2 separate regions of the Homo sapiens genome follow, and region 2 is linked to region 1. Evidence: chromatin loops called from intact Hi-C (ENCODE). Cell type or tissue: sigmoid colon. All regions are shown on one strand.

The links. A loop is a pair of places that touch in the nucleus more often than their neighbours do. Peaks named below come from ENCODE experiments on the same cell type or tissue, not always from the same donor. Only the 100,000 strongest peaks of a DNase experiment are listed, where the experiment ranks them.
Region 2: a loop joins it to region 1, with 2.0 times the contacts of the local background. A loop is called at or near these places in 5 of 110 quality-filtered maps.

Annotation. Positions count from the first base shown.
Region 1 is chr6:160,426,892-160,434,891 of GRCh38, forward strand. All of the region lies in intron 5 of SLC22A3 (solute carrier family 22 member 3), which reads left to right. Among named protein-coding and RNA genes, the nearest start is that of SLC22A3, 83 kb to the left of the region's middle. In sigmoid colon, no CTCF peak of the experiment used is centred here; DNase peaks (open chromatin) are centred at 1,350, 3,480, 4,045 and 4,440; H3K27ac peaks cover 621 bases.
Region 2 is chr6:160,221,736-160,229,735 of GRCh38, forward strand. It overlaps SLC22A2 (solute carrier family 22 member 2), which reads right to left. Exons shown (of 11, transcript NM_003058.4): 10 at 2,970-3,069. Among named protein-coding and RNA genes, the nearest start is that of SLC22A2, 33 kb to the right of the region's middle. RefSeq lists an enhancer at 5,051-5,979. In sigmoid colon, no CTCF peak of the experiment used is centred here; no DNase peak of the experiment used is centred here; H3K27ac peaks cover 570 bases.

The DNA.
Region 1 (8,000 bases):
TGTGTCTACCGCACTAGTGGGACTTGTGGGTCCCTATTGTCTACATCTAGATTTAGTATGCTTCAGTTTCCTAATTTTTCCAGCCCCCTCAGTGCTTTAAGTTGCACATCTCTAGTTACTGGAGATTCTTTGTACCTTCACTGGAGCACTTGGAAAACAGAAGAAATCAAAGGGCAGTCAGGACTCTCCCAGCAGGCAGGGACCAGGTCAGAGTCAGGATGAAGACAAAGCACCCTGAGCAAGAAGCAATGGAAGAGATGCTTGTGACCCGAGCTGATGGGGAAGGTTGAGGGCAACGCAGAGACCCCACTGCCGACTTGCCAAGAAAACGTGCAGGAAATGAGGGAAGGCTCCATTTTCCTGAGAAAAGGGATGGAGGAACATAGGCAGCATCAAGCTCCAGCTACTGGCTCTTTGAGAATGTAGTCGGGACTTGCCCCAGTCACCCTTGCCCTGAGAACTCAGTGACTGGGGCTAATGTCACCCTGGCTGTCCTTGACCTGTGCAGAAAGCACTGCCAACCCTGGACAGTGGGGGAAGGGCCTTATGTGCCCAGGCCCCAGCAGGAGACACCTACCAGGAATCTAGTGGGACAAGGTTTCAGGGATCCTGGAATCCTGCCCACACCCAACAGCTGGAACAGTTCCCTCAGCTGGCGAGTGGACAGGTGGTCTGATGAGCTCATATGTTATTGATGATGATGTTAAAGACCATGTTCCCATAGAAATAATTCCCAAAGCATTCAGAAGACTGAGAAGAAGTGATGATAAGAATTGTTCTGGGCAGGAGTGTGTAGTTTTGATTTTTACTTGTGATAAAGCAGAGGATTTGCTTGAATTCACTCAAACTTGCTTTTTCTCTCTCTTCAAAACAACTTTGGCTGACCAGTGTCTCATAGACACTCAATTTGCCTTTTCATGGAACTCAAAATTTTGTGTATCCATACATGCTACCATAGTTTCAGGCACTGGGCATTTCAAAAATGTGATATTTAGAACCTTTCTATTTCCGTGATGACTGTTGGCATAGATGCTGCTGGAGATTTCGATGACATGTTGGATTCAGTCCACGCAAGTTTTGATGCATATTCCCTTAATTTCTGAGCCTTTAGAGTTAGAGTTTTAGAACTGAGAGTACATTCTCTTCTTTTTTCCTTTCTCCTCTTATGTCAACAGGCTCCCTTCCCCACCCCCCCACCCACACACACAAACAAAAAATAAAAATAAAACGCTCTCAGCTTTGCTTTTAAGAAATGAAGAAATGTTCCAACATGTGACCCACAGCTGCAATCCGTTCACCTTTGCCAATACTGAGGCTGCCCTCTGGGTCCCTCCTGGGACTGCATAGATAGAGGCCCATTTGCTGTTCTGGGCAGCATGCCCAGTCATCTAGGAGGTGGGGGACTGGGGCACTCTTTCAGGCCAACTCAAACTAATGGAATAAAATATCTTCTCCATGCAGTGTCTCAAAGAAAGAGCCACCTGGGCTGCAGGTGACCAGACTCGCTCAGTGCAGCACGGTAGCTCCTAGCCTCATGTGCAGTCAAACACATGAGATGTGGCAAGTCTGAACTGAGATGTGCTATCAAGTAAACTGTACAATGGATTTCAAAGATTTAATAGGAAGCAAAGAGTATGGAACGCCTCATGAATAATTTCATATTGGTTACACCTTGAAATGATCATGTTTTGGATCTATTGGATTAAATGAAAAGTATTATAAATTAATTTCCCCTGTTTCTCTTTATGTTTTTTAATGTGGCCACTAGAAAATGTAAATGTACTCGTGTGGCTCACATTATATTCTTACTGGACAGCATTGGTCCAGAGGACTGGGATTTATTTTTAACTACTTTAATAAACATCAAACATTTGTGATAATTTTAATACAAATATTTCCCCATCGTATATGCTCTTGCATGGTAAATATTTTATCTACTCTTGTTTTAAAGGATAAGGAGGTTTTCAAAAATTGCCGAAGTACTACAGGTAATTTGGCAAATTCTCTTTTATGGGTACCAGATAGTGCTATTTCCACCCAGAAGCTGGCTACAGCTCTGTAATGTGACATGCTTACTCCTGGCTATTCTGGGCTGGTCCTCGTCTGACTAATGAGCTCATTATCCACTGGGCAGTGGGATGGAAGGACATGAGCACCTCAGCTGTCACTGCCGAGCTTCCTCCCAGCCCCACCAGGCCCTCTGGTTCCTGATGCTTGTCTGTAAGACCAATGGGTACTTTAACTTTTGAAGGTGGTTTCTGGTTCCCCCAATCGGTGAGCCCAAAGACCTCAAATAACATTTTATTCACACAGACTTCTTAGAGATGAAAAGTTTCTAGAGAGCAGAGCCTTTAGGGAACTAGTGATGATGCATTCACTGAATAAATCACAGTATTATACTCAAGAGCAAATACGTTTTCTTTCTTATTGGTGTCATCTTTCCTTGTGAAATACGGCAACTGATGAAGAAGTCTCCTATTGAGAATAACCAGACGAAATCACAAGGCTAGACAAGCAGCTACTAACACCATCCCCTTCCCCCTGCCCATGGTAAACCCTGCTGGCAAATGTATTTCTCCCTCCTAAACCTGGGAGGACTCACGTTTCTGCACCCAGAGCCCCAGGTGGAAGTAAACAATGGGAGTGAGCCGATGAGGTGGGATTGCTGTTCCTTGACTCTTAGTGCTTCTCATGCTAGTCTCCTGGGGATGCAGTTAAAATGCAGATTCTCTCTCTAGATCTGGGGCGGGGCTTGTTCAGCAGGCTCCCAGGGGAGACCAACGCTGCTGACTTGTGGGTCATACTTTGAGTTGCAAGGTTGCGTACGTGGTATTTGCCAGTGTGCACATTCATGAAAAAGTATCCTGCCTTAAGCCTGGTAGATCCACAGTTCCAAATCAACATTAAATACATCTGGTATACTTAAGAAAATTCAACATAAAAAGAAATCCATTTCTTAAAAAAAAAAAAGGCAGAGCAACCATTCTCTTTATCTGAGGACCTTTAAAAGCATCTGCCTTTATGTGTCACAGCATTAGCTACTAATTACTAAAGGAAAAAGTGCTGGGTGAATTATCACCTGAAAATAAAGTAACTCTCAAATGTTATAAAACATAAGATTAATGTTGACAGCCTCTGTTACTATGACATATTGTGTGCCAGGTGTGTGTGTGTTATAGGTGCATATATGTATATATATACACACTTGTATGTATCTGTGTATATGTACACATATCTATGTATCTATATAGACAGATGGGTTATTTAAATGAATTTTCAAAACACTAATAAGGTGTGATTTGATAAATGAATAATATTTAATAATAATATTAAAATAATATATTTGAATATTATTATTCTCCTGCTACTGATGAGAAAACTAAGGCTCAAACAGTTTAAGTAACATGCTAGTAAAAAAATGTTCTGAGTAGAATACCACATGTCTGGCCTAACCCTGACTGTCTTTTTTCTGACCCGAGACCAGTCCTCCACGTGGGGAGCTCTGAACACCATATTTATAACAGATGGTTATTTATAATGTCTTTCTCTTCTTTGGCAATTTAAATGAAGACGTCAACTTGAAGAAATGTTTCACCAGGAAGAATTGCAAAGAGAGCTGAATTAATCAAAGAAAGACGAATAAAGTGTTCTTTTAATATGGAGTACATAATTGTTGATGGAAAACACAGTCTTGGCAGAATTAAAAGATAATCAAAGAGATGAATAGGGCAAATAGCAATTCAGCTCATTAAATAAATACAAGGAAACTAACCTCTGCAGTTTAACCTTGAGCGATACCTTTTCCCATGAATAGAGAGTGTCGATACTAGGCAACAAGCCTCTGAACAGATAGTGTTACCCGGAACATCACCCTTTTCTCCCTTTGCTTCAAATCAAAACCAGCATCCCCCATTTAGACAGCATAAAAGGTATGACAAAACGGGACGCCAAGTGAGACACTGTTGATTCTGTTTCTATGAAATTCTAGAAAAAGCAAAACTGTCATGACAGAAAGCAGATCTGGGTTTCCAGAGCCCAGAGTGGGGGGAGGGGACTGACTTCACTGAGACACAAGGAAACTTTTGGGGATCATGGAAAGGGTCCGTACCACGGTTGTGGTGGTGGTTATAAGACTATATATTTGTCAAAAGTCTTCAAAGTGTGCACTTAGAATTGCTGAAGTTTATTGTACATAAATTACATGTAAATATCATAAAGTGCATGTAAATGGTATGTGAGGTAATAAAGCAATTTTTTAAAAACAATTTTAAACCTGGTATAGCATTTTGTTTTTTTGTGTGTCTGACTCAGACCAGGCAAAATTTAGTAACCCTTTGGCAACAGAAAATCAGCACAGATATAGAGCTAGAAGTTATTGTAAAAGAATAATAGTGGCGGCCGCCACGGCGCAGGAGTTGCCAAGATTTTCCTGGATGAATTCCATCCAAGATACGGTTTTAAGTCTCTCAAGGCCTTTGGATGCCTAGAAAGTGGGTCATCTTTCAGAATATCTGCGTCACTGTGGAGATGTTAGTAAATCAAAGACCAGCTGGATTTGTCCTTAAATGTAGCAAAATATGTACTTGCTTGGAAGTACTCTTAATCCTTTCATTCACTGGACAGGGAAGACTGGTTTCACAGTCCTGACTCCCTTCATTCGTTATCAACACCTCGTATTTTTTTTTTGGTAGATGATATATATGAGGCAGTAAACTTGTGGTCTGGAAAAGCAGAGATCATATTACCACTCTGTTTTAACTTCTAAAAGTTTGAAATTAAGACTTATACCAGGTATTTTTATGGAGTGGATTGGAGTATAGAAGCAATTATTTTAACTATTTGCTAAAAAAAAATTGCCTAAAATATTCAGTTATTAAAGGAAAAGCATTGTTCTGGATTGGATTCTTCAGATAATTCTGCTTTTGGCAACAAGTAACAGAAAACCAACTTAAATAGGTTTGGACAATAAGGACATTCACTGGCTCGTGTGTCTGGAATTCTAGCAACAGCAGCATTCAGGGTTGGCCAGACCAGGATCTCAACAATCTTATTAAACCATGGTTTTCTTCTCCTCTCTCCACTCTGTTGACAGGATAGCTTCATCTTAAGACTTGTTGTCTCATCAGTGTAAGATGACTGCTAAGTTGTATGTGAGCCCACAATTTCCTCATTCATTCCTTGAAGGAAGAAAAAAGATTTCTTCAGGAACTTCTGACTTAAAAGCAATGAAGGACTTTCCCAGAAGTCCATTTCTCATTGGCCCGAATTGGGTTGTATGCCCATTTCTCATTGGTTCAAATTGGGTCACGTGCCCAGTCACTGACATGGAGGATACGATTTCCCTAAACTAATCAGGCCTCCCGCTACAACTAGAAGGAGACTCAGCTCCCACAAACATATGAATTGATGGTGCGGGAGAGTGTAGTGGGAATTCTGTTAGGAAAGAGAAGGAAGTCAACAATCGGGTACGCTGTGTCTAATTTAAGTCCATGACTTTAAAAGTGAGCTTTTTTTTTTGTTACAAAAATAATGTAGGCTTAATTTTTTTTTTTTTTTTGAGACGGAGTCTCCCCGACACCCAGGCTGGAGTGCAATGGCACGATCTCGGCTCACTGCAACTCCGCCTCCCAGGTTCAAACGATTCTCCTGCCTCAGCCTCCCGAGTAGCTGGGATTACAGATGCCCACCACCAAGCCCAGATATTTTTTGTATTTTTAGTAGAGACGGGGTTTCACCATGTTGGCCAGGCTGGTCTCGAACTCCTGACCTCGTGATCCGCCCGCCTTGGCCTCCCAATGTTAGGCTTAATTTTTAATTTTCAGAGATTATTTGTAGCTGAAAAGAAGAAAGTAATTAATGAAATGATACGGCATACTTTTAAACAATAAATATCATATTCTACATACTGCAGACACATTACCGCATAATGGTTAAAAATACAGACTTTGCTATCAACCTCCTGGTTCATCTTCTTACTGTCTGTGTGTCCTCCTTGGGTAAGGTACATAGCTTTCCTCCACCTCAACTTCTTTCTCTCTGTAATAGGAATGATAGTAGTATCTGTACAAGTTTCTCCAGCACTAAGCCTCTCATTCAGGGGTCAGCAAACTACAGCTTGCAGGCCAGACATGCAGGCAACCTGTTTTTGTAAATAAATTTTATTGGAAGCCATTTATGTATCGTCTATGACTGTTTTCACACTACGATGGTAAAGGTAAGTAGTTCCAACAGAGGTCTTAGAGCTCACAAAACCAAAAACATTTAATATATAGCCCTTTGCAGAAAACGTTCGCCAACCTCTAGGTTAATACATAAGATCTTTATTTTCTTGTCAAAATCTAACATGTCATAATTCTGTGGTCATTGAGTGACTGGAGATCTGCCAGAGAAAGGCAATTATCTACAGAGCTAACATGAAAGCAAGAGATGCTCCTTTATTTTATCACTTAAAAACAGTGAAGAATCATGAACAACTGAAAAATCTACAAATGTGTTTAAATGTCAAATTAGGCTGGGCATGATGGCTAATGCCTGTAATCCCAACATTTTGGGAGGCGAAGTCAGGAGGATTGTTCAAGCCCAGGAGTTCAAGACCAGCCTGGGCAACACAGCAAGACCCTGTCTCTACTACTACTACTACTACTACTACTACTACTACTGCTACTAATAAGCCAGGTGCTGTGGCATGCACCTGTGGTACCAGCTACTCAGGAGGCTGAGGTGGGAGGATTGCTTGAGTCGGGAGGTTGAGGCTGTAGTGAGTCATGATTACACCACTACACTCTAGCCTAGGTGACAGAGAGAGACCCTATCTCAAAAAAAATTTTTTTAAATTTTTTTAAAAAGTCAAACTATCTACCTGAACTGACCAGAGATCTTGAAATATGTGATGTAGGATTTCCCTTCAACTCTGGGATGTTGGAACTGGAAACTTGAGTGAGAGTGAATTTGTTCACACTCATAGCTAGTGGATAGAAGTCATAGCTCTCAGCAGAAGTCTGAAGAGGAAATAAAAGAGAGCCAGTAATAAATTGCTGTGAATATTTCTTTTGAAAAGCAAAGAAAAAAGTATTGCCACCTGTGTGTGCTGAATGGACAGTGGTATTGATATGTAGACAAGGGATCCTGTCAGGGAATCCCTGGAGAGAGAAGAGTCTGAGACTGACACTGCCCGGCAGCCCCAAGTCTGAGTTGTGGAAAAGCCCTCAGTAAAAGGAAAAACTCATGGCAACGAGTTGGTGGTGATACTTTCATGGAGGAACATTGTCCTTGCAGGATGGGTGGTTTTAATCCTGAATTTAAAGATCTTTAAAATCTAAATTATCTAGTCAAATTTTTTTCATAAAACAATGTTTTAATTAAAGATTCAGTTTTAGGTCAAGTGCACAGTGTCTTTCTTTAAAAATATTTAGATGTGGCCATCAACTATCAAGAATGTTTCTAGAATGAAATATATTCAGCAGTGCTGTGTGGGGATCAGGAACACAGGCTCCACCAATCAGTTGCCTGGTTTCAATTCCTGGCTGATTTACCTGTGTACTATTCACTCCTGAAAGTCCTAAGCCTTGTTTTCCTTATTTATAGAATAAGATTAACAGAAGTACTAACTTTATAGAGCTTTGATGAGACTTAAAATAATCCACGTAAAGTGCTTAGTCTAGAATCTAATATCACACACTCCATAAACACTAGCCATTTTAATGTATTAACACATAGAAATGAATTGTAGAAAACATTTTGGCAACAAACTATACCATAATATATATTTGTAATCTATGGAGTTCCTATCTTTCACTTTTGATATTCCTGTCTTGTTTTTTGAGCAGCAAAGGTTAAGGTAGACACAGAAAAATCCCTCACTGGGGTCTTCAAATTTAGAAGGTTAGCTCAGGGGTCATCTTAATAGACATTATATTAGTTAAGATCCAGGTCAACTTGCTAATGAAACAAGGCCCCAAAAATACAGTGATGAAAAAGATAAAAGTGTCTTTCTCTCTAGC
Region 2 (8,000 bases), 210 kb before region 1:
TGGAACAGTTAGATCACACGCATTTATCAATTAAGTTTGCTGTTTTACACAGCCATGGTTTGTGGTGCCCTAAAACAATTACAATAGCAGTATCAAAGATCACTGATTGCAGATCACCATCACAGATATGATAATAATGGAAAAGTTTAAAATATTGTGAGAATTACCAAAACATGCCACAGTGACATGAAGTGAGCACCTGCTGTTGGAAAAATGCTGCAAATAAACTTGCTTAATGTAGGGTTGCTGTATACCTTCAATCTGTTAAAAAACACAATATCTGCAAAGCACAATAAAATGAAGTGCAATAAAAGAAGGTGCATGGGAAGGGCATGGAAAGCACTGGGTAGAGCTCTTAGTAAATGTTAGCTATTGTTATCCTCATTTTACAGAAAGGAAAACAGGCTTAAGAAGTGAGATAAGGTATTAGGTATAAGTTCACAGGTTATATTTGTAACTAGGACAGGTTTAGTGCCCTTAGGAACCATAACAATTTAATCAGGAACCAATCGACACTTAATTAGTGTCAGGCATATTTTCTTCTTTAATCCAGTGAGTAGGTACTGTTGTCCCCATTTACAGATGAGGAAACTGAGGCTTTGAGGCATTAAGGCAATAAAGCCACACACATGGGAAATGTGACGGCAGGGCTCAGGCTCTACAGGACTTGCTCTTCACCACACATATTACTGCCTGCCTGGCACTGGCGCTGGCTAGAGAAAGAAACTTCAATTAGGCATGCTGTAGAAGGAACTTCAGCATTTATTCCACAAATAATTGGTAAGCTCCTGCTCTGTGTATGCCACGCACTGTGCTGAGTTCCAGTGATACAGCAGTAAACAGGATTTAGACTGTCTTTGACGGGAGGTGCCCATGTGTGTGGGAAGCTGCATGGGGAGAGGGGTACGGGGTGGGAGGTGGTTGGTTTAGATGAAAGGTCTCCAACTCAAATGTCTGCATGCACCAAGCAGATCATACAATGTACCAAAGACAATAGGAAACAGTGGGGACTGTGGCCTCCTGCAGAGGGCATGCCCTTGAGAAAGCCAAGCGATCATTCAGCTCCTACAAATTGCCAACAAGAGGAAATATCTTCTCAGTGTTACCAAATCTTCTGCTTTTTAAAAACAGATCCTGGAAATCCAGTTTATGTGGAATTTCCCACTTTAAAAAAATACTTTGTAGGCCAAAGAAAGCACTGGAGAACTTGGTGGCCTGCAGGCTGCGAGTGTGTGACCTCCGCTCGGATTCAAAGGCCTCTTCCAACTCTAAGACTCAAGTTCTAGGAAAAGCCTCAGACCACTGTGATTTACCAGCATTTTGCCCAAGTACTGAAAATGTTAAACATGAAGGTTTGGTAAAATGAATAAAAATCAGTTGTTTGTGGTATCAGCAGGCCAAAAGTGGAGTAAGAAGAAAATAAATAAAAATATCTAAACATACTGTATAAACAAACTTGTGGGGAGAGTGTCAGATAGGTTTGTCTTTATCTAGAATTTTTTAATGTACTGTTTGAATGGGTTCATATGGTCCAAAATTCAAAATTACAAAAAGGTAAGCATTGAAGTCTCCCTTCTACCTGTATCTCACAGTCACTCAATTCCATAGACAACCAGTGTTACGGTTCTTGTATATTTTTCCAGAGCTACAAGTATTTATATATATGTCTTTCACTATTTTTACACAAATGATAGAATATATACATTTCTATGTTTTGCTTTTTCCCCCATTAGCAATATATCTTGGAGAACTTTCCTTGTCAGCGTATGTGAAATGGCCTCATTCTTTTTAATGGCTGTATAATTTTACAGAATGGCATATCATTTATTTAACTGGTGTTCTAATTCATGGTCATTTAGGTTGTTTCCAACACTTGTTATAAAAAATTGCCTTAATGACTAGTCCTGTACATATATCACTTTGTACACGTAAACTTCTAGAGGTGTAGAGTTACTAGGTTAAAGGATATACATGTTTATAATTTTTATTTAATTTATTTTTATTTTTTTGAGACAAGAGTATTGCTTTGTCGCCCAGGCTGGAGTGCAGTGGCACGATCTCAGCTCACTGCAACCTCTGCCTCCCAGTTTCAAGCAATTCTCCTGCCTCAGCCTCCCCAGTGGCTGGGATTACAGGCGCATACCACCACACCCAGATAATTTTTTTGTACTTTTTTAGTAGAGACGGGGTTTCACCATGTTACCCAGGCTGATCTCGATCTCCTGACCTTGTGATCCACCCGCCTCAGCATCCCAAAGTGCTGGGATTAGAAGCATGAGCCACTGCACCCAGCCCATGTTTGTAATTTTTATACTACTATTGCATTGTCCATTATAGAGGCATCTAATTCCTACCAGCAACACGGGAGACTACATTTCTCCCCATTCTTCCCCAACATAGTGTGTTACCAAGTAATTTTAGTTTTGACAATCCAAGTAGTTATTAGTGCAGTGTTAATTTGAACTTCTCTTACTATGAAGGAAGTTGAGCATATTTTCATATATTTAAGAGCTGTTTTTATTTCCTTTTCATTGAATTATTTGCTCAAATCTGTTATTTTTTTTTTTCTATTAGGTGGTCGCTTTTATGGAATTGTTAGGAAAATTAGCCCAATGTAGAGTAGTAAATATTTTCTTCAAGTTTATAATTTTATTTTTAGCTTATAGTAGTTGTTTAACGCAGAATATTTTATTTTTATGAAAGCAAACATATTGACCTTTCTTCTATGGATTCTGGATTTTTTGGGTCATATTTAGAAAGACCTTCTCCACGTGAAAGTTTAAAGAAATTCTCGTATAATGTCTTTGTAATTTTACTAATTTTTTTGATGCTTTCAAGTCTTTGATTTAGTTTGAATTTATCTCAGTGTATGGTGTGAAGTATAAAGTCAATTTAATTCTTTCCAAATGGCTATAGGGTTGTCTTAAAACCTTTATAGAACAATTCATTTAGAACTTTCAACTGCCTACCTTTGCATATTTTCGGCTTCCTCGATGGTCTCAGGCAAAGCTTTCCCTTTAGTTTCTGGAAGCAACAGCACCAGACCTCCAGCAACCAAGCCAAGCACGCCTGAAAGCCAAACAGATGAATATCACATTAAGAACTGAAAAACTCAAGGTCTATAATTAGAGTTTCCCTTATTTTTGTTTAAAACTTTTTTTTAGCATTTTTCTATACTTATTTACAGATTCCTTTGCCATCTCTGACTGCTGTATTTTCCATTATAAATATTATACCAGTTCCAAACTCCATTGAATTACTATTCCTAATAGGGAAATGAAATACTTAACATTTTGAGTCAAGGTTATTCTAGGGTAGAGGACATTGCCACCATATTAAGATACTTTGGAGTTAGAAAATAACTCTGCAAAAAATTAACTGTATGAAAAGGAGGACTGTAACCCTTCCAGTTTAAATCACTTAGTAAGGAAAATAAGTCAGAAACTTGGATCATTTCTAGCAAATAAAAGTAATGAATTATGTATCTATTACTATGTAAGAGCACTAAAAAGTATAGCCAGGATTTTAGTTAAAATTCAGGTGTTCATTAAATTCCCGTTATTCCTTTTTTTCTTTGTCTCTAGCTATAATCTTTAATAATAAACACTTACATGTTTTTGTTTCTTTAGATTCTGATAAAAGTTTTGATCTTTTAAAGTTGTATTTATATGTGTTTCACAATAATAGAATACAGAAAATAGGATGTGGGTTCTTTACTAGTTTTGAGGTCTCAAAACACTGCATGCCAGTCTCTATTTTTACACCCTCAGAAAATGGCTGAATTAGAAGCTGCAGGGCACAGATCCCAAGCTCTGAGGGCCTGGGCTCCAACTCTGGCCCCTTACATACTGGTCTCAAGGCCTTGGGAAGTTCTGTAATCTTTCTGATGCTCCAGACATTCCTATATAAATTGGGATAACATACTGTCAAGTCAAGTTTAGCCTACAGCTGCCTCCTTACATATTTTAAGTTTGGCCTAAAGGTTTCTCTATACATTGTGAACTATAATCTAGATGGAATGGTAAACACACTATAGCCTACTCTTGTGCCAATTAAAACCACCTTTGCAAAATTATGACTGAGACAGTGAAAGAGATCTAACTTAATCGACTTCATCTTGCTTCTAACCTCCAAGCTGTCCTTGTCATTCTTGGGTATAGGCTGAACTAACTTTGGGAGAAACTTAGTTTATAGATTAAAACAAAGATGACCACAGCGAAAGGAGACCTCTTTGTTGCCTGGGGACTAGGTTGCCTTTGTAGGACTAACATTAGCCACAACATAAGAAATTATGGTTTAGGAGTCATGCAGTTGGAGTCTACAAGATTCTGACCCTTTCTAAACTGCTGCTAAAATCAGTGCTTGAGGCATTTTGCAGACCCTGCACTCAGTGGATCAGCTGACACCACCCAAATTGATAAACTGGCTTATCTGGTCTTGTGGCCCCCAGCAAGGACTGACTCAGCGCAAGACAGCTTTGACTCCCTATGATTTCACCCCTGACCAATCAGCACTGCCGGCTCACTGGCTTCCCCCACCCACAAAGTTATGCTTAAAAACTTTGCTCCCCAAATGCTCAGGAGACTGATTTGAGTAATAATAAAACTCCAGTCTCCCACACAGCCGGCTCTGTGTGAATTACTCATTCTCTATTGCAATTCCCCTGTCTGGAGAAATTGACTGTCTAGGCAGCAGGCAAGGTGAACCCCTTGGGTGGTTACAAAATCACCAAGTTTTAGCCAGTCAAATGCGGCCAACTGTTCAAACCATGTTCAAATAAGGCAAACGCTAAGCTGTAACCAATCCCATTATTTGTGTACCTCACTTCCGATTTGTGTACGTGATTTTCTTTTTCTGTCCATAAATCTTCTTTCACCCTGTGGTTGTGTTGGAATCTCGGAGCCTACTCTGGCTCAGGAGGCTGCCTGATTCTCGAATCATTCTTTGCTTAATTAAACTCTTAAAAAAATTTAATTCAGCAGAAGTTTTTCTTTAACAATACCACCTCACAAATGTAAACTAAAAATAAAATTCGGAGATCCCCAACTGATTGAATTGAACTGAAAAACTTCAAGGTTTTTCACCCCCACCCCTTCCCATTCAAGCCCTGATGGAAAGGGGTGGGGGTCAGACATATCTCATTATACCCTCTCCCTTTTGGAGTTCAAGCACAACTCACCAGTGTTAACATTAAAACATATCTTAAGACTGACACAACAGACTCTTTGTAGCAATAAGATAGCAAATTCCAGCCTGACCATAGAATAATATCACATGACAGACAAAAAAAATTAAAATATTTTACCCCAAAATATATTTCTTTGCCCTATTTTGAAATGGCCTGGCAAAGCCATCTTTTGTGGAGAGAATTTGCATCTGTAAAGAATCTCTATTAACATAACTAGATCTTTCCCTTTCCAGACCCTCCCAATCCTGAAGAGATTAACTGAGAGTCTAGCACCTTTTAAAGATCTGTATAGGAAACATTTGCCATTGATTTTCTCAAAGGGTACCACCTATGAGACTTCATCTACATAATAAGAGCCTTGGTTTCCATAACCACTTATCTTAACTCAGGCACTCTTTTCTATTGATTCCGGACCTTCAGATAATAACTTAACTCTTTCAAGCAATTGCCAATCAGAAAATCTTTGAATCCACCTATGACCTGGAAGCCCCTGCTTTGTGTTGTCTTGCTTTTCTGGACCAAACTAATGGATACCTCGCATGTATTGATGGATGGCTTTTGTCTGCTTAATACGTATAAAACCAAGCTGTAATCCAACTACCTTGGACACATGTTCTCAGGACCTCTTGAGACTGTGCCTCAGGCAAGTCACTCATATTTGGTCAGAATGTGGTCACTCATATTTGGCTCAGAATAAACTCTTTAAATATTTTACAGAATTTAGCTTTTTTCCTCGACATGTCAGAGGCATTTGAAACACAACAACTTTCTCTTGAATAGGGACTGGGTAAAATAAGGCTGAGACTTACAGGATTGCATTCCCAGACAGTTAGCACTCTAAGTCACAGGATGAGATAGGAGGTCAGCACAAGATACAGCTCATAAAGACCTTGCTGGTCAAACAGGCTGCAGTAAAGCCAGCTATAACCCACCAAAACCAAGATGGCAATGAGAGGGACCTCTGGTCGTCTTCATTGCTACACTCCCACCAGTACTGTGACAGTTTACAAATGCCATGGCAACATCAGGAAGTTACCCTATATGGTCAAAAAACAGGAAACTCATTAATAACCCACCTTTTGTTTAGCATATAATCAAGAAATAACTATAAAAATGGGCAACTAGCAGCCCTCAGGGCTGCTCTGCCTGTGGAGTAGCCATTCTTTATTCCTTGACTTCCTTAATAAAGTTGCTTTCACATTATTCTATGGATTTGCCCTGAATTCTTTCATGTGTGAGATCCAAGAACCCTCTCTTGGGGTCTGGATCGGACACCTTTCCAATAACATCTTTCTGGTGAACCCTGAAGGGAGGATACTGAGGAGACCTCCCCTCCGCCAGCGCAAAGGAAACAGACTGCAGCACTGATTAATTAACTTTGGGTAAGTGCTGGCGTACCCAGGTAAAGGACGTGATTGGGTTAGAGGCCCAATTTAGGGGAGTTAGAGTCTCTTCTAAGACAGAGAGGGTTAAAAGTCCCTCTTAATAAAAGGCAAAGACACTTGACTGAACTTGGGTTTGAGGACTAACTTAGAAAGGCTAGAGTCTTTCCTAAGACTGAGGGGATTAGAGGTCCCTCTCAGTAAAGTCCCCCTCAGCTAAGAACTAGTTTGGCACTATGGGATGTTAACTGCTATTTTCTTTGAATTAATTTCCCTTGCACTCTGCTGATGTCTATGGGTGACAGGATTAGGCATATACAGGATCATAGAAACATGGATAGTAATTGTCAGGCCTCTGAGCCCAAGCTAAGCCATCATATCCCCTGTGGCCTGCACGTATATATCCAGATGGCCTGAAGTAACTGAAGAATCACAAAAGAAGTGAAAATGGCCTGTTCCTGACTTAACTGATGACATTACCTTGTGAAATTCCTTCTCCTGGCTCGTCCTGGCTCAAAAGCTCCCCCACTGAGCACCTTGTGTCCCCCACCCCTGCCCACCAGAGAACAACCCCCTTTGACTGTAATTTTCCATTACCTACCCAAATCCTATAAAACGGCCCCACCCCTATCTCCCTTCGATGACTGTCTTTTTGGACTCAGACCTCCTGCACCCAGGTGAAATAAACAGCCTCGTTGCTCACACAAAGCCTGTTTGGTGGTCTCTTCACATGGACACCAGTGAAATTTGGTTCCGTGACTCGGATCAGGGGACCTCTCTTGGGAGATCAATCCCCTGTCCTCCTGCTCTTTGCTCTGTGAGAAAGATCCACCTATGACCTCTGGTCCTCAGACTAACCAGCCCAAGGAACATCTCACCAATTTTAAATCTGGTAAGTGGCCTCTCTTCACTCTCTTCTCCAACCTCTCTCACTATCCCTCAACCTCTTTCTTCTTTCAATCTTGGCACCACACTTCAATCTCTCCCTTCTCTTAATTTCAGTTCCTTTCCTTTTCTCGTAGAGACAGAGATGATGCATTTTATCTGTGGACCTGAAGCTCCAGCACCAGTCACGGACTTGGGTTTAATCATGTGGGGATGCCTGCCTGATTATTTACCCACATTTCATTGGTGTCTGATCACCACGGGGATGCTTGCCTTGGTCATTCACCCACATTCCTTGGTGGCAAGTGAATTGCGGGGGCGCCTGCTTTGGCTGCTCACCCACATTGCAGCCCAGGGCTGCTCACCCAACCCCTTCTCTCCATGTACCCACCCCTTCTCCACTTTCCTGGGGGGCAAGCACCTCCCACCCCTTTTACACTTTTCTGGGGGGCAAGCACCCCCCACTCCTTCTCTCTGTGTCTCTACTCTCTCTTTTCTCTGGGCTTGCCTCCTTCATTATGGACAACCTTCCACCTTCCATTCCT